2 separate regions of the Homo sapiens genome follow, and region 1 is linked to region 2. The links are chromatin loops, found by intact Hi-C in ENCODE. Cell type or tissue: heart left ventricle. All regions are shown on one strand. Links, peaks and the distances in the headings refer to the core of each region. The heading gives the core; the rest is flanking DNA.

Evidence for each region. A loop is a pair of places that touch in the nucleus more often than their neighbours do. Peaks named below come from ENCODE experiments on the same cell type or tissue, not always from the same donor. Only the 100,000 strongest peaks of a DNase experiment are listed, where the experiment ranks them.
Region 1: it touches region 2 in a loop (2.4-fold over the local background); 11 of 110 quality-filtered maps call a loop at or near these places.

The regions. Positions count from the first base shown.
Region 1 is chr5:102,919,146-102,935,159 of GRCh38, forward strand. It overlaps PAM (peptidylglycine alpha-amidating monooxygenase), which reads left to right. Exons shown (of 26, transcript NM_001177306.2): 6 at 5,812-5,897; 7 at 7,440-7,523. Among named protein-coding and RNA genes, the nearest start is that of PAM, 170 kb to the left of the region's middle. In heart left ventricle, for the core only: no CTCF peak of the experiment used is centred there; no DNase peak of the experiment used is centred there.
Region 2 is chr5:102,858,514-102,874,527 of GRCh38, forward strand. It overlaps PAM (peptidylglycine alpha-amidating monooxygenase), which reads left to right. Exons shown (of 26, transcript NM_001177306.2): 2 at 7,310-7,771; 3 at 8,760-8,880. The coding sequence starts at 7,683. Among named protein-coding and RNA genes, the nearest start is that of PAM, 110 kb to the left of the region's middle. RefSeq lists a silencer at 7,603-7,732. In heart left ventricle, for the core only: no CTCF peak of the experiment used is centred there; a DNase peak (open chromatin) is centred at 7,488; H3K4me3 peaks cover 2,684 bases; H3K27ac peaks cover 3,948 bases.

The DNA of each region.
Region 1 (16,014 bases), core at 4,217-8,216, 60 kb after region 2:
GCTTAAATCCCTTTCAACTGCTTCTATTTATTAACCACCTGCTGTGTCTTTTTAAATGCCACTATCTCCACAGGGTTACAGCTGCTGATGAGAAGAAAAAGGAGATAAAACATTATATATATATATATGCCTGTATGAGAGATACTCTGCTTGGGTACTTATTTAAATGACTGTTTTTTAAAGGTGATGTTGTTTTCCAAATAAGCCCACAGCTTTGTTGCCTCCCTCCCAGTGATAATGATTCTTTGGTTGAGAACAGTATTTGCATATGCTGTCTTTATGCTCCTGTTCCACATCCTGGCCCCTGTCATCCATACACTATATACAGCAGGATTCAGTGTGTCTTCTGCAATCCTCTCTTTGTTTTTTCTGCCGTAGGAAACTTCTAAAGTTAAATATATGTAACATCCTTGTCAGTATAAATAAAAATAACAGAATCTCCCAAATCTACACTGTCTCTTGTTTTAAGCACTGTAAAATGTGTCATTGAGTGCAGTAGCAATGTTTAGACATAAATTACTGATAGGCTAAAATTAATAGCATCCATTCCCTTTTTCCACTTTAATATTGTAATAGATTCCTATCATATCGCATATTGGGATAGTATAACGGATCAATTTTTAAAACACAGTTGGTCTCTGATTCTAACTTCCAGTCACCAATTTGGTGAGTATGTTCCTTGGCTAATAATATTAAGGTACTTGGATTAAAGGTGTTAATAGGAGTTCCTTAGAAATTGCCCAATTCTTTGTAGACTAGTGTCAACTTTAATAAAATAGAATGTTACAGTTGGAACCCTTTTGACTGTTTCAACAGAAACAAATGCATTTTTCCTCACAAGACTAGTACTTTATGTTAAATACAGTAGCAATATTATAATGCAGCGTTGTATTTAGCACAGATCCAGAACTGTGAAATCGGAACATCTTGGTTTCAAATCTCAGCTCTGCTACTTGGTAGTGGTAATAAACATTGGTTAAATGATGTAACCTGTATTGGTCTGTTTTCTCATCTGTAAAATTGGGCTACTAATCTTGGCAGCTTGATTGGGCCATCATGAAGGGTAGATGAGGTAATATAAGTAATGTGTTTGGTGTAGTGTCTGGCATGTAGAAGGGATAGCTATTATTTTTATTCATTTATTGATAAAGTATATATTAATCATTCACTATGTGCCAAGCACTTTGTTGGGCATGGAGAATTTGGTATGAATAAAACAGACACACACTCTGCTTTTATGGACTTACTGCCTGTCTAACCTTATTGGAGCAAAGGAACAGTGGGTAGTTTCTGTGATGCTATTTATCAGGCTGATATTTCTTAATCACCATTCTAATTTGCTTTTTCATTATGTATCATTCTAATTACTATATTAATGTCTGTCCATTGCATTGAAGTTCACATAGGATTGTCTGAATTTGGGAAAATATTCTATGGGTTTATAGAACAGGTAATAGTATTTGAATATCTGACTCATACTGAATGCATTTTGAAAGGTAAGGACCATCCCCTCATGCTATTGATTTTGTGTTGTGTTTCTTTAAAAAACTTTCTAACTTTAGATCAGTTTTCCTGGTTGTGGTTCTGTTAGATATGTAATGCATTAAAATTGGAATTTAAGGCTATACAGACTTAACTTGAGGGCATGACAATTTTTTTTTTTTTTAGCCAAAAGAAGAAACGAGTTATCAGTTCTGATATTCCCTGAGTAACCTTGGATTTTAAATAGCCTTTAACAGATACAACCAGAGAGTACTTTAACAGTCAGTCATGCTGTATTTGGATAATTCGAAATGACAAGCTACCATTTTCAGTGCTTGGCACAGTCAGAAAATATTCATGCCATCTGAATGGTTTCCCCGTGGATTAGACGTGAAAAAGGTTCTATAGGAAAGGTCCAAGAATCCAGACTAGTTTTATTTTCAAATGTTAATTCTCATCATTTTTACTATGAATACTAAGAAACCACAAGGGAGCTATGTGAACCCTTCCACAATTTAATCGACTTAGTCTGGAGGAGCCTTATAGGAGAAGCTGCTAGAATGATAAGAAAAAGAAACCTGGTTGATGAGGCCTGAAATTACAACAGCCATTGATCAAGAGTTACATTGCTTCCCAGCCTTAAGGCTCTCTTTACTAGTAAGAATAGTAAAAATCCCCTCTACTTCCATAGGTCCTTTTTTTTGGGAAGCCAAAATATACTATACCATCTTTCTCTTTTTGGTCATTTTACATGGAGAAAATATGATGCCATTTTCATTTAAAATGGGAAATGGAAATATTTACCACTCTGATATGTTATCAGTTATAGAACTCAGTTCTCTCGCCCTTTTGTTTTTCCTCTTAGTCCTCCCATTGAGTTTTAGGATTAGTTCCAATGCCCCAGTGTCCTCCAGTGAGTCATTCTTTACTCAGTCTTGAGTTTAATATATTTTTTATTGTAAAACAGGGTTTTAAAAATTAAACCAATGTTTGCTTGGAAGCTCTTATTTACCAGACCTGATAAGAGAATAAAATATAAAATCATTGTCTCTTTGTGAATATGTCACAAACAACTTGTTTTATCTCAAATTTGATTTTAGAATTGCATGCACAAATTGCAACTTAGTTCAAGGATGACAGTAATAATCAAAGCTTATCTCCACATAATATCATTCTCTGCCCATAAATCAGTGTCAAGAATTGAGATAGAAGGGACTGTGACAGCCAGAGCTTTAAGTCATGGTTTAGCTGTTTGACCTTTGGAAGTTACTTAAACTCTCTGAGCTTATTCAACTTTAAATTACAACTTGCTGGCAGTGTTCTTATATGAGCTGATTTGTTCAAAAAACTAGGCAAACAATAATTCAAATTTATTGGTGTTTATATTTTAAATTTTTAATCTAATTTTTTTCAATAAAATATTATAACATGAAGTTGAGAGTGCAATACAATTTAAGCTAATTCAGCTCTTTAAGTCTCTGTACATGGAAAGTTAAAAACTCACCGAGAGGTAAGTTTCACCAAACATTTGTTTCATGCCGGGACTTCAGCATGAAGATATTATCCTACATACTTGTACTCGAAGTCCTCACAGTCTGGGTGGAGAGAGAGAAGTAAGCTGACACTTAGGATGAGGAGTGCTATAGTTAAGGAATGGAAGGTGGATGGGGGTCGGAGAACACTTTCCTGAGGAGGAAGGCTTGAACTGAATCTTGAAGGAGAAAGTGAATAAAAGTTTTTCAGGCAGACAGCTGGGATGGGATATTTCAGGCAAAGAGAGCAATGGAAATAAGGAAGATTGGAAACTGGAAGCAACTTGGCAGGATTAAAAAAGGGGGTGTTGTCTGGAGACAATGTCTAGATCATGAAAGGTCTTACGTGTTATGCTACAAGGTTTGGATTTTATTTTGATTTTATTTTTGGGAAGCATTTGAACGATTTTGAGCCAACAAATGACATAATCAAATGTATAACTTAGAAAAAGTTACTAAGCCAGTTTTCTCTGTTATATTTCAATCTGGTTCTTTCTAGTCATCCATTGAAAATCAACTTGCATATCAGAGGAAACAGTTATCTTGTTTAACCTAAGACTGTCATCACATTGGTTATAGGCATTTGTAATGTTTATGATCTTTGTTGAAAGCTATGAAAATTGCCACCCAAATCTTTAAATTTTAGTAGCTAACAGCAGTGATATACAAAGTTCAACACATTTGACAATATCATTTCTTTAACTATTATAGCTGAGGCCAGGAAGGAAAATTTTGCTTTTGGGCATCATCCAACATCCTGAGCCTTTTAGCACACTTGGCACAAGGATGTCACAGACATTTCTTCCAACGTACAATTCTCACATGGTAATGATCAGTCATCATAAGTATATTGTATTTGACAGTGAACAGGAAGAAACCACTAGTTGATGTCTTTTATATTACACATTACACAATCTCTTTCTACAGCCTGATTTATAGAAGCAAGATCACTTTGCTAAGTATAACCTTATCAAGACTTCCTGGTTCTGGGTCCCTCACCCCTTAATTCAGACAGATAATACAGTTGTCTGCACTCATTGCCTATCCTCCAACCTCATTTCTGGCTAGAAGCAGAAAATACGGTAAGAGTCCCTGCCTCTGAGTCTGAAGCAACTTCTTACCAGTGGTTTTCATATGTGCAACGTGGGTGTTTTCTGTGTTTCTGGCTTCAGTTTCTAACCTATTTAGGAATCTATCACAGTCTGCCTTTGCTTCCCATCCAGGTCAGGGGCAGTGTACATTTTTTTCTGTGTGAGCCAACCTCCGTCCCAAGAAGCTGTATTTGTCCTTGTCCTTTATAGTCTTCAAGCTTTTCAGATCTGCCTACACACCTGACTCACCTTTTTTGGTCCCAGTTTTCAAAACACAAATACACAAATCAACATAAAATGTAGCCTAACAATGTTTGGATTAAATCCAATTCAATAATAGAAAAAGCTGAGATATATTGTAATGGGAAAAAAATGGTGGCTTGGAGTCAGACATACTACCATCTATTAATGTGGATCTACCAAATATCTGAGTTACCGCACTGAGTGCCTTATGCACATCACCACAACAGCCCTATCACAGAGGTTTCCATATAGGAACTGGGCCTTTGAGGGCTTATAAACACGCCCAAGATACAGAGCTGCTAAGGGGTGGTTCTAAAATTGAACTCCAGATCTGTCTTTCTGCCTGGGTGCTCTTTTCACCCTGCAACACTCTCTGTCAACAGTGAATCTTCAGATAAAGTGAATGTTTTGTTAAATAATGCATTGCCCTGGAATAGTACTTTGAAGTTTATAAAGTCTCATTTGATTTACAGAATAACTCTGTGATGTAAGTGTACTTATCCCTGTTTTCCGTGAGAGAAAACTAAGGCTTGGTAAGATTCAGTAACTTAAAAAAAATTAAGTAACTTGCATAATATGATACAACTTATTAATGCATTCCAGTATTCATAAACTCAAAATGTCATGCATGTATAAGATCAAGAACTCTTAAGAGAGGCTGGGCGCAGTAGCTCACACCTGTAATCCCAGCACTTTGGGAGGCTGAGGCAGGTGGATCATCTGAGATCAGGAGTTCAAGACTAGCCTGGCCAACATGGTGAAATCCCTTCTCTACTAAAAATACAAAAAATTAGCCGGGCATGGTGGTGGGCACCTGTAATCCCAGCTACTCAGGAGGCTGAGGCAGGAGAATCGCTTGAACCCAGGAGGCGGAGGTTGCAGTGAGTCAAGATCGCGCCATTGCACTCCAGCCTGGGCAACAAGAGTGAAACTCCGTCTCAAAAAAAAAAAAAAAAAACAAAAAAACTCTTAAAAGGGACACACTTGTATTGCTCACCCCACTGATGGTAGGCACTGTAGGCACTGTTTGTTGCTTTGGCCAGATTTGTTGACAACAGTGATCGCCAAAGGGGAAATGTGTATGACACTTTTTTTAGTCCAGATTTCTGCTGCATTAGCTTTGGTTTATACAGACCGTCTATGTAATGCTTGCTTTTCTACCTGATTACATAGAGTACATTCCATGTATGAACATATCAAAGTAAAAATTATATATCTCCCTCACAGGATTGTTTCATATCAGGCAAAAAAAAAAAAAGTTTCCTCTTTTATGTGCTTTTTTTCACACAGTAATAGTTCTTTGCTCCAGTCTTTATTCGGATCTTAAAGCTAATATCATGCAATGATGATATATTGATGTACTTTGGTTTCAAATACCTTCCCCCATCACCTCCCACCATGGGGAGCAATTTATGCATTTCACTATTTAAATCTTCATTTATACTACTTTTTATTTTCTTCAGGTTTTGTGATGAAGGAACCTGTACAGATAAAGCCAATATTCTGTATGCCTGGGCGAGAAATGCTCCCCCTACCCGGCTCCCCAAAGGTATGTCAGAGCCTCTTGGGTGGTCTTATGTTCAGCTGCTTAATTTCTGTTTCCAAAGTACTTTTCATTATAGTCCTTTCTAACCAGTGTTGACAGTGTTCTGTATTGCTGCTTCACAGTGAAAGTACTTGCATTACCTCTTTTGTATTGAAAAGGTTTCATTTAGGTAGTTACTCTTTTTCTGCCTCTCTTTGGTAAGTAGTTTGCCCACACAACAGTTTAGATAAAATTAGAAAATAACCAAGGATACCTCAAGCCACCTTTGACCTAAGGCACATTGGTTCTTGACAGCAGACACATTTCATGAGCCAAGAGAGCTAGGAATTAAATAAACTGCTGTTTCAGCAAAGAATTTTTTACAGTCCTGGAACCTAGGTATCTAATGTGATGCCAAGACCTCAGCTGGCTTTCTGACTGCACCTCTAAATTGTACATAGCTTTCAATGTGTGAGTGTACTACCAGACTCTCATTTATTACCTGGATATTTCTTAAAGGGTGTGTGTGGGTCTGTTACAGAATAGGTCTGTCGTGGTTCATGGATGATCTCGTGATACACATGCACCTCTCTTTCCTCCCTTACTCATTGCCAGCATCATTAAATGATGTCTGATTTCTTGCACTTCAAATGAGCCTCAGAATTCTCTCCATATGAGGCAGCTGCAACCAAACAAGTTTGAAACTAACAGGGAGGTCTGTCATAGATTTGTTGACATACATTGGTAGAGGAGATTTGTTTAAAAAAAAAAAAAAGTATACTTCTGCCTGTAAATATTTTCTCTCTAGATTTTTTAAAGCTCACTAGCAAGCTTTATTAACAGTAAGACTAATAAGAATATTCAGATTCCAAAAAATCACTGAGATAATGGACTTCAGTAATCTAGTTGGTAACTGGTTTCCTCAATGACATTTTTGTAGATACCTCTTTTCACAGCAGAAGAAAAGTAATGCCACTTAAATGCTCCTAAGAGGTCTATTTCCTATATTCAATCACAAAATAAAATAAATATGAATATATACAAAACAAAATGGGAGAATGGGTTTATGTATGTCTTTTTTTTTTTTGAGACGGAGTCTCGCTCTGTCGCCCAGGCCGGACTGCGGACTGCAGTGGCGCAATCTCGGCTCACTGCAAGCTCCGCTTCCCGGGTTCACGCCATTCTCCTGCCTCAGCCTCCCGAGTAGCTGGGACTACAGGCGCCCGCCACCGCGCCCGGCTAATGTATGTCTTTTAAATAATCAATAGAGACAGAATTTTGTTTTGCTCTGTTTCTTTCAAAATGAGTGAATTGTCCTCTTAAAGTGTAAGTGATTACTCTGGTTCTGAAGTGGGAACTATGAGTAGAATTTCATCATAGTTTTGAGGAGATTATAATGACAGATTATATTAGAAATTATCAGTCAATGGTATATTTCTGTTTTCATATAATATAATTTTATATGTTATATGTTATTTCCCTTTGGAGTTCATAGAACAGCAATTTGAGATTAACTCCATTTTAGATGCTCATTTCTAATATATTAACTTTTTTGTAAATCTTTAGGTGTTGGATTCAGAGTTGGAGGAGAGACTGGAAGTAAATACTTTGTACTACAGGTACACTATGGGGATATTAGTGCTTTTAGAGGTAAGTTTTGAAGTGTTGGAACTAAGCAAAACTTCTAGTACTATATTGTTTAAAATACATGCACAAACTATTATCTACATCTTAAAAAGAATTGCCCACACCCTCTGCCCACTAGGGGATAACAGCTTTTGTTTCCTTTAATTTGGAACTGTTGAAGGAATGACTTTTATTTTAGAAGTCATTTCTGTTATGCACCTGTGCATCCTACTGTGTTTTCTTTTATGCTGACTTTATAGAGCTCTCTTGCCTTCTAGTGTATTGTTTTATCAGCCTGCTCTTGCTCTTATTAGGAGTGCGGATCATTCCAAGCAACACTGTTGGAAAGCATAGGAAGGTACTGGTTGTTTATATTTATGTTGCTCTGAGCAAGCCACCGAGAGTCTATAGGTTCTGCAATACCAAAGGGGTTCTCAAACACTCAGGCTCATGTCGATTCCTTATCTATCCATACGTGGCACTTCATGAACTCATCCATTGTCCACTGCTGTAAGGCACAGACCCCAGCCACCCTTTAGATAATGCTGAACACTCCCCTAGACACCTGTTGCTCTACCAGTGATCGCTATGCACTTTATTTAAATGCCCCTTTCCTTACTATAGATCGTTAGCATGAGGAAGGGGCCCTGTTCCCAAGGCAACCAAGATCAATGCTTGTTACTCCTGCTGCTGCATTTAGTCAAACTCCAACTGCATTCGGGTTCACACTCTTGTGTTCACAGGTGTAAATATTAAGATTTCTCCTTGTCTTGTTTGCTTTTCTACTATGTCTTGCTGACTTATATATATTCTCCTGAATTCTCTAATTTGACAGTATATTTCTAAGTAACCTGATATGTTTCCCTTTCCAAATACATTAGCTATCTCTCCAGCAACTAAGTTTGGAAGTAGATGTCCATCTCTGCCTATGAAATACCCTTTAGGACCTTTGCTAAGAGAGCCCCATGGGGTAGAAAGGACCATAGATTGCCAGCATTCAGAACGAGGACAGTAAATGCAGTCTCCCTCTGGAAAAGGGTGTTGAAAGAATGATTTTATGTCATTGAAAATGTACTATAATCAAATATATTATCAATTAATATATTTATTAATACACTAATAAATATATATAAATTAATATATATATAAATGGACCAGCCTATGAACCTAACTTAGAAATAAAATTTATTTTTAGATTAAAAATATGCTTTGAGTTATACACAAATAACTTTTCATTTTTTGGAATAGAACATAATCTTAAACTGTTAACTCTCTATAGTGCTGAGAGAAGGTTTTGCTGAAAACAAAGAAATAAATAATATTTGTGTTTGGGGAACAAAGACAGAGATTATCTGCTCTAAAAATTGACCATGCTGGTTTCAGTAGAACAGACAGATTGTGAGACTGCTGACTTCCAAAGTATTGACAAAGCTTTAATTTCCTCAAAAAAGGCAAGCAGACCTTTCCAGATCACCACAACTAAAGTAGCTCATCATACTGGCGCAGGTTCCCGCAAACCCTAATCTCTACCCTCTATAAAACCCTGTACTTCACTTTTCAATCTAATTCCCCTCAGCGTTGTAAGGACCCCTAACAGATACTGCATTGATACTCCAGAGAAAACACATGATATATGCTTGTTTTTAAAAATATGTTACTGTAATAATTTCTTATAAGGAGTTAATTTTGTTTTATAATTTATGTTTAATCTAGGGATAGTAAAAGTACTGATATTTTAATATGTAAACATATAATTATTCTTTGCTGTAAGAGACAGATAAGAAATTTTAACTTTTCAATAGTAGTTTTTTATTTTCTCTTAAAAACAAGTTTTTCTAAAAGATATATGGGGTAGAAAGATTACTAGTGCTATAATTCATATAACTTATTGTAATATTATTAAAATGTAAGCAAAAATTTCACTCATGTAATTCATTCAGTAGATACTATCAGGTCCCTAAAGCTTTATTTAGAGTAGTAAGTAAAAACATGGGAAAATATCAAATCTCACTAAAACAATGAGATATCGTTTTATATTTATTAATTGGGAAGTGGTGGATATTAAATTGTCCAGCATTTGGATGAATCTGATGTGCTTTAGGAGGCTTTATAAATTTAGTATGATGTTTTGGAAAGCATTTTTACCATTTCATGTATGTTTAATATATAGTATTAAAGTCTTGTTCTAGGCTTTTGTCCTAAAGAAAGATTTTTTTTCTTAAAAATGCTACTCTATCTACCCAGTTATTCATGCACATGAAAAACTGGAAAGTTCTCAAATGGCCCTCACTAGGACATTGGTTAAATAAATGGTATAACAACAAAAATAGCCAACAATAAGATCAAATACAGACTATATAAAATTCATGTATGCTTACCAGGATTGTCAAGCCCAAGAAAAAAAGGAAATGGTTGATGAATAAGAAAGGTAGGATTGGGTGATTTTTTTTTCCTTTAAAATGTTATAACATTGCCTTTATAATTACATGTTTAAATTCCACAAATAGAAGCATTTTGTTAACTCCTTCAATACCTTCCAGTTAGTGTACTGCACTCCCACTCACACCTCATGCCAAAAAAAGAATATGAATCTCTATATGCCTGATTTACTATAGGAATGTATTCTGCTTTCAGCAGCTTCTGTATTGTGATCTCATACTTATCTCCAGATGCACCTAGAAGTGGAAAATAATTGTATCATTTTATCTTCTAATTATAAAAAATGCATTAAATATTTATGTTATGTACATATTATATATATAAACAAACACACAATTATACACATACATATATAATCACAGCACTGCTTTTGGTGCCATTGTCAGGGAAGATTTTATTTCGTGGTTTTAAAACTATTGGTGATATTTTAAAGTATATAAATTGTAAATCTGAAGCAGAGTAACACTACTAGGAAATTATTATATTCTACTGAAAAGTGGGGAAATGTTTGGCTTAAGGGTATGAGCATTTTTCCACACAGGGAATGTTTTAGACAATTGAGAAACTTAGGATCTTTCTTTAATAAAGCACCAGAAATGAAGGCAAAACATCTTCTAAAAGTTGTGGGAATGTGGTAGAGTATCTGAGAGAGTATAACCTGAAGCCATACCTGGGCATGTTTTAGATCAAGCTTGTCCAAGCTGCAGGCCACAGGACAGCTTTGAATGCGGCCCAACACAAATTCATAAACTTTCTTAAAACATTATGAGATGTTTTTTGCGATTCTTTTTTTTTTTTCTTTTAGCTCATCAGCTGTTATTAGTGTTAGTGTATTTTATGTGTGGCCCAAGACAATTCTTCTTCCAATGTGGCCCAGGAAAGCCAAAAGATTGGACCATCCCTGTTTTAGACTGTGATCTTCCTTAGTATGAAAAGATTGGCTGTGATTTTAGAGTGAGTTCTATGGGATTACATAAAATGTTTGCTTTACTTTGTTTTTTTGTTTGTTTGTTTGGTGTTTTGGAAATTACACAGAATGTGAAGCTGTAAAATAATCCTTCAAAAACAATCAATTGTATTAAATGCCATATCAACCATAGTGTCAAGCCTATACTAGTGCTGGGTATACTAGTCTTCCTGCCTGTAGGAGTTTATTGTATTCTAGTAGGTGAGACAAGCACAAAAGGAGTGTGTTTATAGGCAATAATAATAATGCATACTGGATCTGAAGTCTGCAGAGAGACAGGAGCGTACAAGTATACCTGAAAGTGGAGAGGTATGAAGTCTGGGAAAGGCTTTCCAGAAGTTGGACCCAGAGCAGGGTATGGAAGGGTGATCAGGAGCTCCCAGGCCAGAGCAGGAGGGAAGACAGGTTCCAGACAAAGGTAAAAGTAGATGCAGAGACACGGGAGTGAAACAGCATCTTAGACACAAAGAACTTTGGGTCATCTGACGTTGCTGGAATGTGAAATGCATAGGGAAAAGTGGCAAGAAATTAGAAGAGAGGTCAAAGGTGGGGAGCAAGCCATAAAGATCCTTGCTAGGACTTGATTCCTAAAGCACTCAGAATGCTCTTCAGTCAAGCTGTAACCTGACTGGATTTTCATTTCCTAATGCCGCTCAGTCTTGGGCTTGAGTACATGGAAAAGCTACTAGCCTTATGAAGAAAGTATGGGGCTGTAGGTGGCCAGAGTGAGCTAGGATTGCAGCTTAGGAAGGCCAGAATGACTTTTTAAAAAATGTATAGACTTTTAAATTTTCTAAAACTTAATATTCCATAGGAAATAGGATGTACTCTAATTAGAAATGAATGTCCCACGTAGGTGATAGTATGTATGGTACCAGGTTTGGTGACCAAACTCTAAGTCCAGGCAGACTGGTAATGGCACATCCTAGTTTTGTTACCCTCGCTGAGTTTCTAAACCTCTCTTTGCTCTCCTCATCTGTAAAATGGTATCATAGTGGTATCATAAAGGTACCATACCTTTATATAAATAAAGGTACCTGGTTAAGTAGTCAATAAATGTTAGCTATTATCATTATAGTCCTCATGAAAGGATAAATTTCCCTAAATACAATATTTTGTCTAGTTACACATAATATGAAAAGGACGTGGTTACTTTTCAAAGATGTTGTAGTTTCTCATTATTTTTAGACACAGAACTGTTTTGAGTGTGTCACGTTGCCAGTAGAAGTTTCCTAGTTAAGCTGTGTTTCGTGTTCTCCACAGCAGTTTTTGTTATTCATAGTTCAGCTGTACAAAGATAAACTGCAAGACCAACTTCCTGCCCTTAAGGAAATTAGAATAGTGAGAATTGGGGATTCCTCCAGGTTTCCCTCTCCCCCTTTTTTTGACCAGTTTTTTCAGCGAAATCTTGTTCCGAAGTGAAAATTCTCCTGAGATTGTTGCTGAATGCTGCCACATTTCTTCTCGATGTTTTGGCCTAGGGGAATCTTAAGAAAGCTCTCCTCTCATTTTTAGAATTTCTGGCATTAGCTTACTAGTCTCCAACAATAACTCATTTCTCAAATTGAAGATCCTGTGAACTCACCTATTGAAGTTGGAACTGATATTCTTAGAATGAAGGTCAGGGTCTCTTCCCAAATGTATTGCCCTGATTGTCTTTGGATTGTCAAGACTTCCAAACTATAATCCACTTACTGTCATTAAGCTCTTGGCGCATATGGGAAAACTAGCAGATATTATTAACAACAAACAACACACTCTCTCTCTCTCTCTCTCTCTCTCTGTCTCTCTCGGCTTGTTTCCATGCCTTTCTCACAGCCCTGTATGTACACCTGCATTTTGTACATTTAGTATGTTCCTGGAAGTATAGCCAAAAGTTTTGCTTTCCTTAGAGTGGGTGTTTAATATTTACATTCTAAATTAAGTGAATACAGCCTGGAGATCCTATTTTCAACTCTCCTTTATGTAAGCTCTAAGAAGTTTCATCTCCAAACTTTGGGGATTATATTAGTAAAATCAGATCATAAAGCTCTAGTTAGAACACTCAGAGGATGATTGTTTTCAATAGCCAAATTTTCCAGAATGCTAAGGTTTTAACCCTTTAAGTACTATAATGTTAAAACATCTTGGATAGAAATCATTTTAGAATATATTATGTGTCTTTCCTGGGCACAGTGGCTCACGCCTGTAATCTCAGGAGGCCGAAGCAGGCAGATCACCTGAGGTCAGGAGTTCAAGACCAGCCTGGCCAACATGGTGAAACCCTGTCTCTACTAAAAATACAAAAATTAGCCAGCTGTCGTGGTGTGTGCCTGTAATCCCAGCTACTAGAGAGACTGAGGCAGGAAAATCGTTTGAACCCGGGAGGCAGAGGTTGCACTGAGCCATCACACCACTGCACTGCAGCCTGGGTGACAGAGTAAGACTCCATCTCAAAATAAATAAATAAATAAATGTATATATATATGTATATATTATACATACACACATATATGTATGTATGTGTGTGTATGTATAGATATATATACATATAATTGTATATATATATCTGCACTCCAGCCTGGGTGACAGAGTAAGACTCCATCTCAAAATAAATAAATAAATATATATATATAAAAAATAAAAAATAGAGTATATTACGTGTCTTAGGAAGTTAAATTAGATGGTACATGTTAAATGCCTACAGCTGTGCCTGACACAGAACAGATTGGCAATGAATGTTAGTTCTCCTTATCCCCTTCTCCCTTTTCTTCATAACTTTGAGATAGCCTAGTGAATATCAATGATTGTGCTATGATTTCTTTCCAGTTTTTAGGAGTACGTAGAGTTTTTCCATGTAACTGGGCTCATTGCCATCTCCTATCTGTTCTTCTGTATTTTCTGTAGCTTCCTTTGTTGTCAAGCTACCATTGCAACTCATTTTAATTCACACAACGCACTACATGGAGGAAAAGATGAGTAAGAACAAAAGTCTGCCCTCATAGAGTTCCCGTCCAGTGAGCATAAGTACACTTAAAATAATAACCGTAATAATGCGAGCCAGTACAAAGTTAAGTGCCATGAGAGAGGGGATTGGAAAGCAGGCAAGATCACACCTAGTTTAGATGTTTCAAGTTATCGGATTGATATCATATAGGCACCCTTCTTCCTGTTCTAAATTTATGTGTTAGATACAGAATCTAGATGAGTTTCATATTATCAGTTAGATATGGAATCTAGATGAGTTTCATATTATCAGTTAGCATAAATAGACTTTGGCTTGCAGCCCTTAAGGGAAACTTTTTAAATAAAAACATGATCATCTGGAAAATGGGGATTAAAAAATACAATAAAAACATGGGAACACTGCAGCCTGGACTTTGTGACCATCAGATTTGATTTTTCCTTGCCCTCTTGCATTATTCCATGCTGGCTGTGATCCACTCGGGTGTGGTTTCTGCAAAGCTTAGTTCCAGACAGGTGGATATTCCTGAACACAGGGTGTGCATCTGTGTATTCACACAAATACACATGTATCCATACAAAGGGTTCCTACCTAACCACAACTGAAAGAGTAGTAGAGTGAAGAGCCAGGAATGGTAATCATGGCAGGAGGAAGAAAAAACAGAGGACTCCAGAGGAATTCTGATTCCACTGTGACTCCAGCTGTATCTCTGCCTCTTAGAAGACTACTGCCAGGAAGCTATTAGAAAAAGCTTTGAAATTGTGAGCTCAGGAAAAATCCCTTGCTAATGCATTTTGAACAAGATGGAGCAGAGATCAGTGGCAAGGTAACTGTGCTTAAAATTATTTCATTCCACTATAAAGCAGGTTGTTCTGACTTCAGTGTAAGCATCTGAGTGCTCCTGACTTCCTGACACCTAATTGCAGAGAGAGTGGGAAACTGGATCAGATTGCTCCCTGTTGCTTTCCCTGTTGTCTTCTCTCAATCTGCACAAGTAGCTTCCTCCTACCTGCTTTCCAGTGAGATACATTAATCCTGCTTTTACTCACTCCGCTGCGAAGTGCACAATACTATGGGCCAGGATATTTAAGCCTATGTATTTTAGAGTATTTCGGAATACTTTCCATATTTAAGAATCTCCCTTGAAATTGCAAACATGGGAGGGAGGTTATTGTTACTGCTCCTCCAACCTCAGCTGACATAGACGTCCAAAAGCAACTGAGTCTCTACAGTGGAAGGGAGACATAAATAGCACCATCTAAGCACTCATCCTAGCCTTCCCTGAATAGGGCCCTGGCGTGTACATCAGCCATCAATCTGAATCCCCTTTCCAGAATAGACCATAATGTTAGTTCTTACCATGATCTTTCATTCCAGAGCACATATTGCGTTTCCAAGTTCTCAGCTCCAGAGACAGCAGCCCTGCTGAAACAAGCCTCACCCCTGGGAGATCCAGAAATGTGTCAGAAATATGGTTCCAGGAAGGATACACTTTTACCTCAGTTTTCCTTCTTTATTCTCAAGGCTGTGATACTCATGTCATCTACCAACTCTCCTTTTTTCTCTCCCTGACTCCCATTTCCAATTTCTCTGGTATGCTTTGATGGGGATAGGGACACAAACCTTTATGCAAATGCTTGGGGGCAGATGTGGTCTGGAATTAGGAGCTTTTAATATTTTTGAAAGGTATTCAACTGAATAAATCATGTACTCTATCACCTTTGTGAATCTGGGGCACCATCCCTATGTAGATACACTAATGTTTCTATAACAAATGTTTAAATATTCACACAAAAAGGAATAAAACATAAATATCATCATATTCATTCAAGTCAGATTTTGCTGCCAAAACTTAATGAGAAAACTTTAGCCTTCCAAAGCTGTTTAGATTTCAGAATTGCAATAAATTCCAGTATTAGAACAAAGAAATTATTTCTTCATATTTGAGTTTTCAGTTAAAATACTAAAAAGGATTGGAGGACTCTGGATGTATCTGCACATTTTCCCTTTAAAATAATCTTCTCTTCTGAACTTTATTTTTCCTCTTTTGGAAAATATAGAAAATTATTAAAAAGAAAAGTTGAAAATCCCTTGTAATACCCCTACTATTGAAAAAAATTGATAAAACCCTCTTCAATCATACCTCCCTTTCTCACCTAATTCCT
Region 2 (16,014 bases), core at 5,257-9,256:
ACAGCTATATAGCCACCATAACATTTAGTTTGTAATGTTCTTGCTAAGCAGAGGAAGAATTTTTCTTTTATCAAAACATTACCTAACTTTCAGATAGCAGTTAACATGTAAATTGAAATCTGTCGAACCATATTTAATAAAATATTTTAAAATGCATATATTCCTGTTTTCTTCTAGTTACAAAAGTAATACAAGCCAGTGAAAATTAAAAGACTACAAAAGCATATAAATAAGACAATGAACTCCACCTTTTCCCCAACCATCTCCATAGAAAATCTCTGGAAATGCAACAGTTTAAGTTATATTACTTCAGACTTTTAAATACAGTCACATGCCTCATAATGATGCTTTACTCAGTGTCACGACACATATGTGATGGTGGTCCCATAAGATTATAATAGAGCTGAACAATTCCTATCACCTAGTAACATCGTAGTCATCATAATGTCAATGCATTACTCATGTGTTTGTGGTGATGCTGATGTTAACAAACCTACTGCCCTACCAGTCACATAAAAGTCTGGCACATATGATTGTGTATAGTACGTAATACTTGATAAAGATAATAAACGACTGTGTTATTGGTTTATGCATTTACAATACTATTTTGTCTTTATTTTAGAGTGCACTCCTTCTACTTACAAAAAAAATGTTAACTGTAAAACAGCCTCAGGCAGGTTTTTCAGGAGGCATTTCAAAAGGCATTGCTATCATAGGAGATGACTGTTCCATGTGTTATTGCCCAGAAGACCTTCTGGTGGGACAAGATGTGGAGGTGAAAAACTGATATTGATCATGCTGATCTTGTATAGGCCCAGGCTAGTGTGTGTGTGTGTGTGTGTGTGTGTGTGTGTGTGTCTTCACTTTTAACAAAAAAGCTTAAAAAGTTTAATAAGGTTTTTTTTTAAAAAAAGCTTATAGAATAAAGATATACAGAAAGAAAATATTTTATATACTTGTACAATGCATTTGTTTTTTAAGCTAAATGTTATTGCAAAGGAGTTAAAAAGTTAAACAATTTTTAAAAGTTTATGAAGTAAAAAGCTACACTGCACTAAGATTAATTTATTATTGAAGAATATTTTTAAAATAAATTTAGTATAGCTTACAGGAAACTGCATAAAATCTCCTGTACAGTGTTATAAAGTCTATAGTAGTGTACAGTAATGTCCTAGGCCTCTCACTCACCACTCACTCACTCAACCAGAGCTACTTCCAGTCCTGAAGCTCCATTTATAAGTGCCGTATACAAATGTACCATTTCTTATCTTATATACAGTATTTTTACTGTACCTTTTCTATGTTTAGATACACAGATACTTAGCATTATGTTTGAGTTGTTTCCAGTATTCACTATAGTAACATGCTGTACAGGTTTGTAGCCTAGGAGCAGTAGACCGTATAGAGCCTTGGTGTGTCATAGGCTATACCATCTAGGTTTATGTAAGTACAGCCAATGATGTTCACACAAGGATGAAATGGCCTAACATAACAATGCATTTTTCAGGACATAACCCCATTTTTAAGTGACACACGACTCTCTATATGTATGCTGTTCTATAATTTGCTGTTCAAAAATTGATGTCTTTTTTCTTCCTGACCGGTTCAGTCCTAAAGCAACTATCTAGGGCAAAGCAGGGTAGAAATTGAGGAAGGGTGGCCTGGCATGGGGCATTGGAGCCCATATTAGGTAAGGAGGCATCCGTGTGATGGGGTTGGTGACCTGGCATGGAGCATCAGAGCCCAGACAAGGTGAGGAGGGCATCCATGTGTGTGCAGCCTGGTATAAGGTGTTCACAAAGGGCAAGTGAGATAAAGTACACAAAGAGGAAGGTCTTGTGCAGGGCTTTGAGCCCAGGTGGGAGAAGGGGCAGAAAGCAAGGAAATGTTCAAAGGATGATAGGAATATGTCAAAGGCTAGCACTTTGGAAGGGCGAGGTGGGGGAATAGCTTGTGTCCAGGAGTTTGAGACCAGCCTGGGAAACGTGGTGAAACTCTGTCTCTACAAAAAATACAAAACAAATTAGCCAGGTGTAGTGGTGCATACCTGTGGTCCCAGCTATTTGGGAGGCTGAGGTAGGATGATCACCTGAGCCCAGGAGGTAGGGGTTGCAGTGAGCTAAGATCATGCCACTGTACTCCAGCCTGGGCAACAGAGCGTGAGACCCTGTCTCAAAAAAAAAAATAATAAAATAACCGCTTCACCAAAACATATTAATTATAAAGGGGAAAAAAATAGTAACAGTATGGTGGAAACAGCTGGAAGACATCAATTTAATCAAATGGTCAAAGTTAATATTGTCAGTAATGAGACAAGTCACAATCATAGCCACTTAATAAAATGCTATGGTAGCCAGCTTCCAAGCAGATGGTCCTCCCCACCTAGCTATTCATGCCCTGGGTGGTCTTCTCCTTCAGTGGGTGGGGCTGACCTGTATAGCCAGCAGGATGTTAGAGAAATGATGGTATGTGGCTTCTGATGCTACATAATAAAAGACTGCTCACTCTGGGGGAAGCCAGCTGCCATGTTGTGAAGACACTCAAGTAGCCCGAGAGAGAAGCCACATATTGAGGACATGTTTTTTTGCCAACAACCAGCACTAACTTCCCAGCCATGTGAGCAAGCTGTCTTGCAAGCAAATCTTCCAGCTCCAGTCAAGCCTTCAGATGACTGCAGTTCTGGTTCACATCTAAACTACAACCTCATAAGAGAACCTCGCAGCTAAGCTTTTCCTGATACACAGAAACTTTGCAAGATAATGCTTATTGTTTTCACCTACTATGTTTTGGGATAATTAGATATGCAGCAATGGACAATTAACACAGATATAGTGAGAAGAACACACCATCATTTCTGTCATACTCCTGCCAAAGATACATAACCTGAATCTGGTCCTAATGAAACATAAAACAAACACTGATTGAGAGGCATTCTGCAAAATAGCTAGCCTGTAATCTTCCATAGAGTCAAGGTCATAGAAGCTGAAGACAGACTGAGAAACTGTCTGGAGTGAAGCAGACTGGAGATATGACAGCTCTCTTTGGAACACCTGATTCTGAACTGGATTATTTTACTAATAAAAGACATTATTGGGACAGTGGGCAAAGTTTGGAACCTGAGGATTAGATGTTAGTAATGTATCCATGTGAATTTTGTTATTTTGATGATTTTATTGAGGTTATGTAGTAGAACATATTTGTTTTTAGGAAGTTATACTAAAGTGTTTAGGGATGATGGAGCATCAGGTCAGTAACTCTAAAATGATTACGGAAAAAAGTTATTTGTACTATACTTGCAGCATTTCTATAAGTTTCAGGTTCTTTAAAAATTTTTTAAGTTATGCCAAAAATATGTTATAAAATATGCCTTTGGAGGCCAGGCATGATGGCTCATGCCTGTAATCTCAGCACTTCAGGAGGCTGAGACAGGCAGATCACTTGAGCTCAGGAGTTCGAGACCAGCCTGGGAAACTTGGCAAAAACTTGTCTCTACAAAAAATACAAATATTAGCAGGACATGGTGGTGTATGTCTGTAGTCCCGGCTACTCGGGAGGCTGAGACAGGAGGACTGCTTGAGTCTGGGAGGCAGAGGTTGGAGTGAGCCAAAATTGCGCCACTGCACTCCAGCCTGGGTGACAAAGTAAGACCCTGTCTCAAAAAAAAAAAAAAAAAAAATTGCCTGTGGCTTTAAAAATAGACACATATTGTCTTTTTTTTTTTTAAAGGGGTGCATAGCATTCTGGTTTTTGTAACTATAAGTTTTTTTTTCCACAAATCTCCTATTGAAGGACGTTTAAATTGCTTTCAGTTCTTTGCCATTATAAACATCCGGGTCTTTGTTATTACGAACAATACTAGTAAACATTTTTATAAACATAGTTGTGCCTTGTTCAGTTTTTGCCTAAGAATTAATCCTCAGAAGTCAAATTGCTATGTGAATGGATATGTGCCCTTTCATCAGTTTAATCGTAAGTCATTCAAGGAAACTGCATAAAATCCCCTTACAAGAAAATGAAATTTACAGTTTGGTAGTCATTTTTATTTGTTTCTCTCCCCCAGAAAGTAATTTCTATAAGAGTGGGAACGTTATCTGTCTTGATTATCACCGTCCCCAGCATTCAGAGTCTCAGGCATTCAATATATATTTGTTGCAACAACAATAATAGGGAATATTTATTATGTGTCTAGCACTGTTCTAAGGGTATTAATTTAGTTTTTGCTGGCAACAGCCCTACGAGGTAGGTAATATGATTACATCCATTTTGCAGATGAAGAAACTGAAGCTAGAGAGGTTAGGTACTTGTCTAGTTTCACACAGCTAATAAATAGTGGACCCAGGAATCAGGCAGTTTTCCTTCAGTTTACAGGTATCCACTATGCTGTACAGGGTCTCTTATAAATGAATACACGACTGAATGGTCAAATTGGTTAATATATTTATTTGGCTCTTTGACCAGTAACAAATGCCAGCTATCTTTTTTTTTTTTAAAAAAAAATGAAAATTAGAGGGAATGGACTGCCTACTTTGTAAGAGCCAAATTAGTTTTATGGTCTTCTGGACTAGGCTGTACTTAACTACCTACTAATACTCCTCCTGGAATTAATATCCATACAGGTATAGGTTATAAATCATTCTTACCTGAAGATTTTATGGATATGTAAACAGAACATTTGCTTTGTATTACAAATAAAATAGTAAATCTGGGCCTGCAGCTTGAGTCTAGGAGGCAGAAATTTTATTACTTTATGAACATACTCTGTTCCCCACCTGGGCTCCTTTGCTCCTGCCATTTCCCTGTACCTGTAATGCTGATTGTCCACCTCCCACAGTGGAAACTCTAACTGTCCTCCAAGGCTTGCTCAGTAGCCACCCCTTCCACTGAATACTGCTTTTACTCTTCTTTTTTCTTGCCCTCCTTTTGAGGATTCTTTCCTTCTTCAAAATTCTGAGTCTCTTTTTATAGTACTCATATAGAATACTACATTCTAAATATACCTTATGTTACTGTGTAGAGTTCTCATCTCCCTTAATAGACTATATTCTTTTTTAGTTTTATTCATTTTATAAAACTCCAGTATGTATTATAATCTTTTGTATAAAGTATTGAAACTAAGGGTTTTTTTTTTTTTGGATGAGTGAAGGAATTATCTCAATGAAATATCTGAAATATATTTAAAATTTTTAAATCTTAAATAAGAATACTAATAAAATTTGATTATTATATGTTCTACATTATCCAGAATTATAAAAAAAATAAAATAGGTGGACATGTTTTTTTTTTGATCTGATGATTTGTATTTTGTCTTTAGCTTACAAGTCATCCAGAAACAAGAAGCATAATTAGCTTTCATTTTTATAAGACCTTTTGTTCTATTCATGGCTACAAATACCAACTTTGCTTCTACCCACAACTTTAATTCCCTTTTCTTTAAGTGGGTGGTTTAGGGACATCAAAGGTAATAAAATCAAAGAGATAAGTGGAATATTTTTTTCAAAGGCTAGTACTTAAGGGTGTGTTCCTGTTAGAGAATTTTAATACTTAATTTGTTTTCAAGTGTTTGTGTAATACCAAATCTCCTTGCCAACTGGAAGAGGGACTGTCCTTGAATCCTGTTCTGAATAAAATATTAAAATATAATCCCTTCTTCATATATATATATATATATATATTTTTTTTTTTTTTAAAGAACTTCAGGGAATGTGAAGTATTGTCATTTGATAGGATTATACTTTGTTGCTAGCAAAGGCAATAGCATAGCCTTCCTGCCAATTGTTTCTCTTCCTCCAGAAGGAGTTCTTTCCTTTACCCACAGGATAAGGATAAAGCTGAAGGTTTTTGTTTCTGAAAGCCCAAACAGCAAGCCAAAGAGAAAGTTCAAACAAATATTGTCAGTCTTTTAAAAATGTCATTGCTTATGTAAATTAGCTGACCCTTGACTGCTGGTGAGCCTCAAGCATCCTTGATTTGGTTGGATGTTAAGTCAGGTTTTATTTATATTTGGTATATGGTATCTAGAAAGCACTTATCATGAAGAATCTCACTTCATTTAAGGTTAGTGCTTTTTTATTTGTTTTGGTTCTAGGTTTTTGTTTTGTTTTGTTTTAGATTAGCTTCACTATCTTGTGATTTCCAGAGGCTGATGTATTACTGTGAAACATTCCGATATGATTTTTCCTTATTTTTTCTTTTTACTGTTACACATCTTCCCATCAAATTCATTTGAGATTCTTGGAACGATGTTTATAGTTACTGACTAAAATAAAACTTTAATCTCTTTCTTTGGAAGTACAGTATTTTTATATTGTGAATTATACAGTTTTAATTTATGCCTTCAGACTAAAATTTGCAGGTTTGATAACATAGTTTTAAATATATTCAGTCAAAATATGAATATTTTCAAGTTTAACCTAGTTGAGTCCTCTTATAAAACGTTGAGCTGTAACATTAGTTCTTCATGGCCTCTCATTTGTATTAATGTGACGTTCTTGATCATAACCTTTGAAGATAAAATTCATTTGGGGGGCAGCTAAGATTCTCCCTACTCTTTCTAATTATGTTGTAAAACTCCAAACTTAGGAAAGGATATCTTTTGGAAGGCATGCCTTATGAGTACAAAATTATTATTTTGCTTATGAGATGCAGGATTTTTAAATGGGCATTTACATCTTGTGTATCATGTTAGCTGTAGAGTTTTTGTTTGTTTTAAAATAATTCTGAGAACTTGGGCAATTCTGTGATGATCCTTGGGAGCTCTTGGTAGGAGATATCATTCCTCTTGGATCTGTAGCTCTGTGATGCATGTATATAAGCATGCCTTTGTTCTCAAAAGTCTTTTTCTATCTGATTACTGTGGTATCCAGTGCTTTGTCTTTGCCTCTCTTCGTTTTTTGTTTTGTTTTTTTCCTTGCGCCTTAGCCGGTCATTTGTGTGATGTTTACATTCAGCAGAGAGGTATTTAGAGCATTTTTGGTGAGAGAAAGGAGTGATAGAGGAAGTAAAGAGAAATTCAGACTGGGGTGGCTGTGAGGGATAAAGGGGGGAAGAAGTAGGAAAAGAAAACAGGAGTGGGTCCAAGGGAGGAAGAGCAAGCAAAGACAGAACACCGGCTCTACAGGGGCTGCGCCGTGGGGGTTCCTGAAATCTTGGGGGCTGGCTGTGGGGGAGGGAGCTCAACAGACCAGCATTTTCCCCAGGCTTGGGCGCAACCTTGTGAAACTACTAATGTATTAAAGAACCTCAGCTGGGATTTGCTGAGGACAAATGCTGTAACGTGTTAGTCATCCATTATCTGCTTCTATTTTTGCAGGTTCTGAATGATGACTGACGCGGGTTTGGGTGATACCCCTCACAGCCCCTGTCATTCCGGAGTCATAAGGCACCCGCGCGTCTAGCCCCAGCGCCAGGGCACGCGAGCGGCGCTGGAGGGAGGAAAGCTTCCGCCTGCGGGCCGGACAAAAGTCCCGCCTGCCCACGGCTTTTTGCCCGCCGCTCGTGACCGAGACGCCTCGCCGCGGCCAGCTCGCTGCTCTCGCTGGCGGATGGTGTGTGGCCGCCGCAGGACGCCCGCCGTGCCCGGGCCATGAAGTAGCGGCTGCTGGCGGCGCCGCTGCCCAACCGCCAGCCCCAGCCCCGCGCTGCGCTGCCCGGTCCTCTCCCGGCGGGGTCGTATCGGCGTGGACATGGCTGGCCGCGTCCCTAGCCTGCTAGTTCTCCTTGTTTTTCCAAGCAGCTGTTTGGCTTTCCGAAGCCCACTTTCTGTCTTTAAGAGGTGGGTGTTCGTTGTTCGGGTGCTTTCTGTGCATGCTGTTGAGAAATGTAATCACTTTTATGAACCTGAGTGTTGGCAAAATAGACGGGGTTGATGTTCTTTGCTGGAATGACTTGGAATTTTACCACAGTAACTTCTTGTGAAGTCCCCCGTGCAGAAAAAGCCCACTGCATTGTAGCCAAGCAGTTCTGGCTTTCAAAACTCCAATTAGAAGTTGTGATTTCCAAAACTAATCACTCCCTCTGGGGGAGGTATTTCAGGAACTACAATATATTCGCTTAGTTTTGAATGCCTGCTTGTTTATAACAGCTCGAAGAATAAAATATAAGGATACATCAGTGTCGAGGAGAAGCAGATCATAGACTGTAATAGCTCACAAGGAAACACTGAGCTGTATACAAACGCCTCATAATTACTTTATTAAATATTTATGTACTTGTACATTTGTAATTCACATCGCAGTCTTTTATTTCTTCCTCCTAACAGCTCTGCCTCCTAGCAAGATTATGGTTGGCTTTCTTGTTTCTAGCTAGTAATTCTGGACACTGAAAATAGTTACAGAAATTTTTACTGGGTCATGGTTAATATTTCTGCCATTAGAAAATTGGCATGCCTGTGATAATTTGTAATGTATTAATACTATATCTTCATTAACTTGAAACAGATATATGTTTTGACATATTTTTATATGACATAATTTTTTATAAATTTTCAATAAAAACAAGTTTTTATTGAATGGAGTTTTAAATGTAGCCTGGTTGATTGCATTGGTTATATTTTATTTACAAATTAGGTATATATTGTTATTGGACTATAAAATGAAAATCTGAGTATGTTTACGAACATTGTGTAGTCATCACATCTTTAGAGTTTTCATTGGGTTTAAATCAATCATCTTTAAGGTCATAGAATTCCTTTCTTTCCCCTTCTCATGTTGAGTTTAGATTCCATTATGTTCAAGAATATTGAAATTGCCCTCTTTTTTAAGGTTTAAAGAAACTACCAGACCATTTTCCAATGAATGTCTTGGTACCACCAGACCCGTAGTTCCTATTGATTCATCAGATTTTGCATTGGATATTCGCATGCCTGGGGTTACACCTAAACAGGTGAGAGGAATTTTGTCTTTCATTATTCACTTGTTCTGGATACAATCTATAATTAAAGTAAGGAAACTGCATTTACAGCTGTAGGAACTTCTTTAAACGTAGGCATTTGCTTTCAAGACTCCAGCTAAGGCTAGAATAATTGAATATTTTAAAGAGGGTTAAGTCTTTCAAGGTGAATCTTTCACTTAAATTTTGTTTTTAAAATTTTACTTATATTATCATTTGTGGTTTGAAATGGAATGTCGAAAATTTACATTTTGAGATTCTCTGTGGAGTAATAGCCTCTGTAATGCAGCATGCAAGTACGCATTAAAATATGAAAAATTATTCTAATAAAGGAAAATGATATTGAGCAGCTGCATTTAAGCTAGTTTGTTTAAATATCCTTTTATTGCAACCACAAGTCAAGAAATAAAAACGTGTTTACTGCTAAGAATTTGAAAAACAAAACATTCCACTCTTTTAAAAGTTAAGAAAACTGTTCATACAGGTGGCTGATTGTGAGTTTTCTTTAACCTGACTTGCTCGTTGTAAGAGATGTATTTTGAAATAATGGCAAAGCTCATATAAATGTGACTTATAGAGCATTTTGTGTAGAACTAGGTTGCTGCTAGGGCTTTCCCTCTTTTAGGTACACGCAAGAAGCTCAAACCCACTGCTGTCATGTGTGCAAGGTGTTTCATTAAGCATAAAAAGGCCAGAATTAATTATGCTTTGCAGCCAGGCAGTGCAGGGATTTATGTGTGTCATTAAAAGATAGTCCTCTCCTTTTGAAGGGCTGCAGAGACAGGGAAAGACCTGGATATTGTAGAGCTGCAGTGGCTGATGACTCATTGTTGCAGATAACATTCTATTTTTCTTTTCTTTTTTATTTTATTTTCAGTACTAGGAAAATAAAGTATTCGTATTCTACTTATTAGGCAGAATTCCCTTTGCAATTGACATCCAGAAGCTTTAGAGAATACACATGGGCCTTTTTTTGGGACTAAGAATTGGCATTCATTTATTTGAAGACCTGTGTATGATTGTCTATAACTAACTACCACTGTAAAAATGACTTTCACTTCCTCCTCATCCCCAAATGACCATGCAGATGACTTTCCATGCATTCAGTTGTTACTGTGCTAGCTTTTAATTTCATAAGCTTTTTATTTAGTATTTAACCGCAAAAAGTGTAATGAGATTGAGACTAGGAGAGAAGAACAACAGTTGCTCACTTATGAAGTGTGCCTCTTTTCTCACTTTTAAAACTGGGTTTCCCCCCTGTATTTGCTTGAACTGAATGTATTTTTTTTAAAATATCCACTAATTGGGTTTTCAAGCACTCTTTCCCCACAAGAATATCATTATTTTATCAAATAGTCTTTTGTTTGGTTCATTATTATTGTTATTCTTTCTTCTCATTATTTAAGAGTAATAACATTTAAATTACTTAACAATAATAATGGGCAACTGTGATGGGGTCAGTAATCTCAGAAAGAGATCTTAGAGGAATTGATTATAAAAAGTCATGGAGGAGCTCCATTTTCATAAAGTAAAATGTGTTCATTTTTATAATCCTATAATTATCAAAATAACTCCATGGGGAAAGAACATACATTGTTTAAATAATTGCTTTTTATTTTGCACTATCTGTATTCACCTTGGCCTCATGCAGTGCATATTTGCTGGTTGCCTTTCCAGCAAATAGCTGGTTGCCTCCTTGCTCCTTCTCTGAGACTATGTGATTCCCAAGAGCTTCCTACCCAGACTCCAGAGATGGAACACATGGACCGTGATTGATAATTGACTGTATCCCGCCTCCCTTTCCGCAATGATTGGTTCAAAAGAAAGTGTGTGATTTAGACCATTCAAATCTTAGGACTTTTGCTGAGAATGTATTTTTCTGTTGCATGTGAGCAGTAGGCTTGTCTTGCTAGGGTCTGCTGAATTCATGAGGGAGCCATGCCTATAATAAAACTAACACCATAGAGGGCAATGCAGAGAGATTGAAAGAATGTAGTGCTTGGTGACGTCACTACTTATGCAGTGTTCAGTTATGTTAGCCTTTCTGGTTTGAATAAAGTTGAGTTGGGTTTTGTCTTACTTGCAACTGAAACTACTGGGTAAATGATTCAGTTGCTCTGCCTGACAGCTCAGAACTGCTTGTTGAATATTTCTTCCATTTTTTTCCCATCACTCTCTGTTGACCATGTGCCATGAGTATGTAACTTGGTTCAGCTGACATACAGATCTTATACTTTGTAAACTTTTATGAGAAATGGTAGACTATCCATTGAATATGCCCAGGAAGAGGTGGATACAGAACCTTCAGAACCTCTTTCCTTCTGAATTTGGTGTTCTAGTGAGGAAGACCAAGAGCTCTGATGCCGTAAGTACTTTTGAAGAAAGTATTATTTTCTTAAAATGAAGATAAAACCAAAGTTTTACACAAGTCCTTAAGAGGAAAGGAGGTGAAAAAAAGCAAGACAGAATAATGAAAACGTATTAGAGGGAAGAAACAAAAGGTAGAAGGGAAATAAGAAGAGTTGACCGAAAAACAAAATGAAAAAAAGGTCCAAGAAAATGGAATGATCAAGAACAAAAATAAAAGGAAAAAAATCAGGAATAACTAGACTATGAAGAAAGAACATCTAAAAATCATAAAAGAATAGAGGTTGAAGGAAAATGTAAAAACAAGGAAAGACATTGAGTTAAATGGCAGAGGATTTTTTTTTTTTTGATCGCAGACAATCAAGAAGAGCAACAAAATTTAAAGAAGGAACAGAGAAGAACTTGAGTTGGGAATTGAGAGACATCATGTTGATTAAAGAAATGTATTCATTCCACAAGATTTTTTTAAAATAAAGTACATCTTAAGTTTTGGCAATAATGAAAGCTATATCAATACATCTTATGTGTATCCTTTCTTTGGAAAACTTGAGATTGTTAGGTAGGCTTAGATAGAGAAACAAGCAGATGTAGAACAGAGGTGGAAAGAACCTTAGACATAATACAGATAGTGCAACTAACTAATTTTACAGATGGAATACAAGCCTAGATTAGTGTCTTATCAAGGATATCCAGTCATGTCAGGCCTCTGAGTTGCCATTCTGCCATACCACAGGACTTTAAAGTGGCAATTAAAAATTTCTCCCATTAAACTAGATCCAGTGAGTCTGGGAAAAGTGGTTTATTATCTGTTGCAATATCAATTTTATAATCAAAGTAAGCTTATTCTGTCTCTTCTCTGACTTAAAAAATTTGAAAATAGTTTCCATCCTTTTTTAGAAATGGATAATCAGTGTTTAATCTCTGTTAATAGGTGTTTTTCCAGCCTTTGGGAAGATTAGAGAGAAGAGTAGGCAGGTTTTAAATAGCCTATCATAGAGATAAAGTCAGGATCTGGTGTTCCATGGCACTGGCTTCAAATCCAGCAGAGCCATGAAGTGGTGATATCTTGAGACTCCTCTTTTAGCACTGTTTCTTTCTTATTTGATTCCCTTTCTCACCCAGGACCCACTGGACTTTTGCTGTCACCAACTCTCATATCAAAAAACAAAAGAATTTGATAAACTGCCAGTTCATGGTCATAGTATGGTGATATCAATTTGACATGTTAACTATCCCTTTGGTGTTGGATTTCAAAATAAATAAAGGTATAATTACAATGGTTTTCCATAATGTTTATTGCCTAAATCTAACTCAAATCCAGGGGTTAAACAGATGCATTGGGGCTGGGCTGACAGCATCTGGCCTCAGCTCTTGCAGTCTCAACTCAAATTTGTTTCTTAACTGGCTAGTCCTGTTCCTTCTTCTGTAGAAAGGATAATAATAGTTTATTATCCCACACTACCAAGGTTGTTCTGAAGACTGAGTGACATAATGTTCAGTTGCCTTGCACATGATAAGAACTCAGAAAATGTATACTAATATTATTATTACTTGTGTTCAGGGAAATGTGAATGCACCTTGACACTAGAAAGAAATTGCTAACCCTTAGGCTTTCAGCAATGGCTTCATGGAGAAGCTAAGACATTGCAATAATTGTGAAGGAGATGAAAGTGAACCAAATGAAGAAAATAGAAAGTACAAACCTAGGCAAGAGAAACCTGGATAAAGTACTCAAAGAAGTAAATCTTTCAGTGTCCTTAAGTATTCATAAGTAGTTGTTTTCATTAAAAATGGACCTATCATAAGAGAATAAAAGGAACACTGAGAATAGATATGCTTTTCTCAGAAATTCTTATACATCTTTATATTGCTTGGAGGAGAAGTTATTAAAAGAACTCTCATCGGTTTGAAACCTTTTATTTTATATATATATAAAATATATATATTATATATAATACATTTATATATATTATATATATATATGTATATTTGAAATAAGCCTTGATTTTTTTTCAGTGTCTACTTTCCTAAGGACTTTATACATTGACCTTATTTAAAAAACACTTTTATCTAATGTAAGTACTTTCAAATCCTAGGTTTATGTAGCATTCTATTTATTTGCTATTTGCTCAACTTAGGTCCTCTGTGTTCTTAGCTTAAGAACTTACAAGTGCAAACAAATTTGCAAAAACTAAATGATTTTACCAAATTAAATATCTTCCTTGAGCCTAATTTCTTAAAGCCTTATATTAATTGAATTTCTTTCAATGAAGATGTTTTAGGCTGTCATTAGTGTAATCATTTTCCTCCCTTATTTTGGCAGTGATGATTTGAGAACTGTGAAGAAATACATCTTACCCTTTCTGAACCTCTTGCAAATTCTTGTCTCATTCAGCATTTGTCTTTTAAAGGACTCTTCAGATCATGCATTGAAATCAGAAAGCAGCCTATCCCTGTGTATCTAAGCACATATATCTATTGCCAGGAATCAGAACAATTCTGAGTTTAAGAATCACAGCAGATACCCCAGAGCAACAGGTTGAAAAACCTGAAATTAGAATCTTAAGTTATTACTTATTTTAAAATATTGATGAAAGAATGTTGTCGTTGAAATGAAACCAGAATGAACAAAATACTCCTACAAAATGTTCTCAAAATCTTCCCACTGTGTTTCACTTTGCTGTTTTCTCAAATTAACAGTCATTAGAAAACGTTAAGTAACGTACTTTAACTTCTTCATTTTCTAACATGAGGAAGAGATTCCCTTGCCTCCACAATACATGTATAATCTGTAAAAAGAACCCAGCTTTCATGGGCTTTTCTTTCTGCACTCCTGTAAGGAATCAGTTTTAAAATATCAAACCATAATCATAACATCATTTATAAGTGGCAGTTGCTCAGAATATCTGTTTTATCAGAGGTAATATACAAGTTAAATGCAGAATTGTTTTTATTAAATTCAGAATGCCAATTAAATTAGACTTTGTATGTATGTTACTTAGTTGTTCAGAAGCTTGGCTTTTGTCTAGTTTTCAGGCTACAATAACGTTAGGTCTATATATTTTTTAATTCCATCATTGTGTAAAAAAGATGTACGTATCCTCAGTCAGTGCTAAAAACTCAGAGTAAAATTAGCAACGGGGCCTACTTGAGGGTGGAGGGTGGACGGAGGGAAAGGATTTAAAAACTACCTACAGCCTACTATGCTTTTACCTGGGTGAGGGAATAATCTGTACACCAAACCCCCATGACATACAATTTACCTGTATAGCAAACCTACATATGTACTCCTGAACCTAAAATAAAAGTTACAAAAAAAAAATTAGCAAGGACTCCAGAAAAAAATGATACTTTACTGGAATAAGTTTTTAGTACTTTAGGGGTTGTGATTTCCTTATCTTTTCTCTAGTTGTTAGTATATAATATTTGTATTCTTTTGAAATTAAAATTTCAGTCTTTCTCTTGGACATAAGAATAAAAGGAAGGGAGACACCCCACACCACCATTTTTCTGTTTCCCCTCATAGGCTAGCTTGACTTTGAGTTTAAACCTCACTGCAGAAGGGGAGAAAACCAACAGCCTTTTGGGCACCAGCTGGTGGGATATCTATTATACTCTTTTTGAGAAAATGGATCCAAGCTCTTCGCGAAGCAGCTGTGCGATTGCTGGGAAGTGCCTAAAGAAGATCCCCATCCAACTCCAGGAGCCCCATGGATTTCCTTATCACCTCTGTGTGGTCAGCAGCCATGGTCCAGCCTACCTTCCCTAGTGCTGTGATCTGTCCACCACTACAGGCCCGACCCTCGTCTAATTGAATCTGTACAGCAGAATAGACATAGCAAATGAGGGTTACTTCTTGAGTCAAATACATTTGATTGGGAAGAGCTGCCTGGAAAGTGTTAAGAATTATGAGACCACATTGGGACTTGATGGGAAACGGTGCAGCGACCCATAAACAACATCTGCCACGAATGTGAAAGATAAAAGTCGCTCCAGTGGCCAGCCTCTAGAAAGAAGAATCCTGGGTGAAGATTGATTGCATTGTCATTGTCTTAAAATGAATATGAGTCGTGGCTTTTAGTGTTTCGTTTTCTTCTATTTTTTTTCTCCTTTCAGAGAAAATAAAACTAGCATGGTGATCTTCCTATTGAAGGAGGCATATTGAGAAACATCCTAATTCTAGACTAGCATTTACTTTTTATTTAGAAAGACTTATGCAATGTGTATAAAATTACAAGATTTGTGAAGAGAGCAACAAAATAAAATGCTGTATCTCCTCCCTCCCCAAATTGAGAAACTAATATTATCTTCATTTTACCAATGGGAAAGCTAATAGCAAAGAAAATAGCATCGTTATTAGAAAGGATGGCCACCAAGCCCTTTTTTTGTTTATTTAGCTGTGACACATTCATTCTTTTTTCCCTTTCTATTTTGAGAGCTCAGGATTGATGTCATTTAAAACAATACATGTCAAAATCTCAGATTAGATCTATTTGTATATTTACTCTGCTTTGTCGGCAAGTGTCAAGTATATGAATTAAGTAGATTACAAAAATGTTAAATGGCTTTTGTAAACGACAAATTAAAGTCACTTGTCATCCACTGTCAATTGTTTAAGTTTAAATTATGATACTTCCTCTTTATTTTTACTGAAACTTATTTAACGTTCTCTTAGGGAAGATACGATTGAACTATTAACAATGTTTTTTTTTAATAATAGAAACATGCTACATATCTGGGTTCAGAACTGCAAGTATGAGT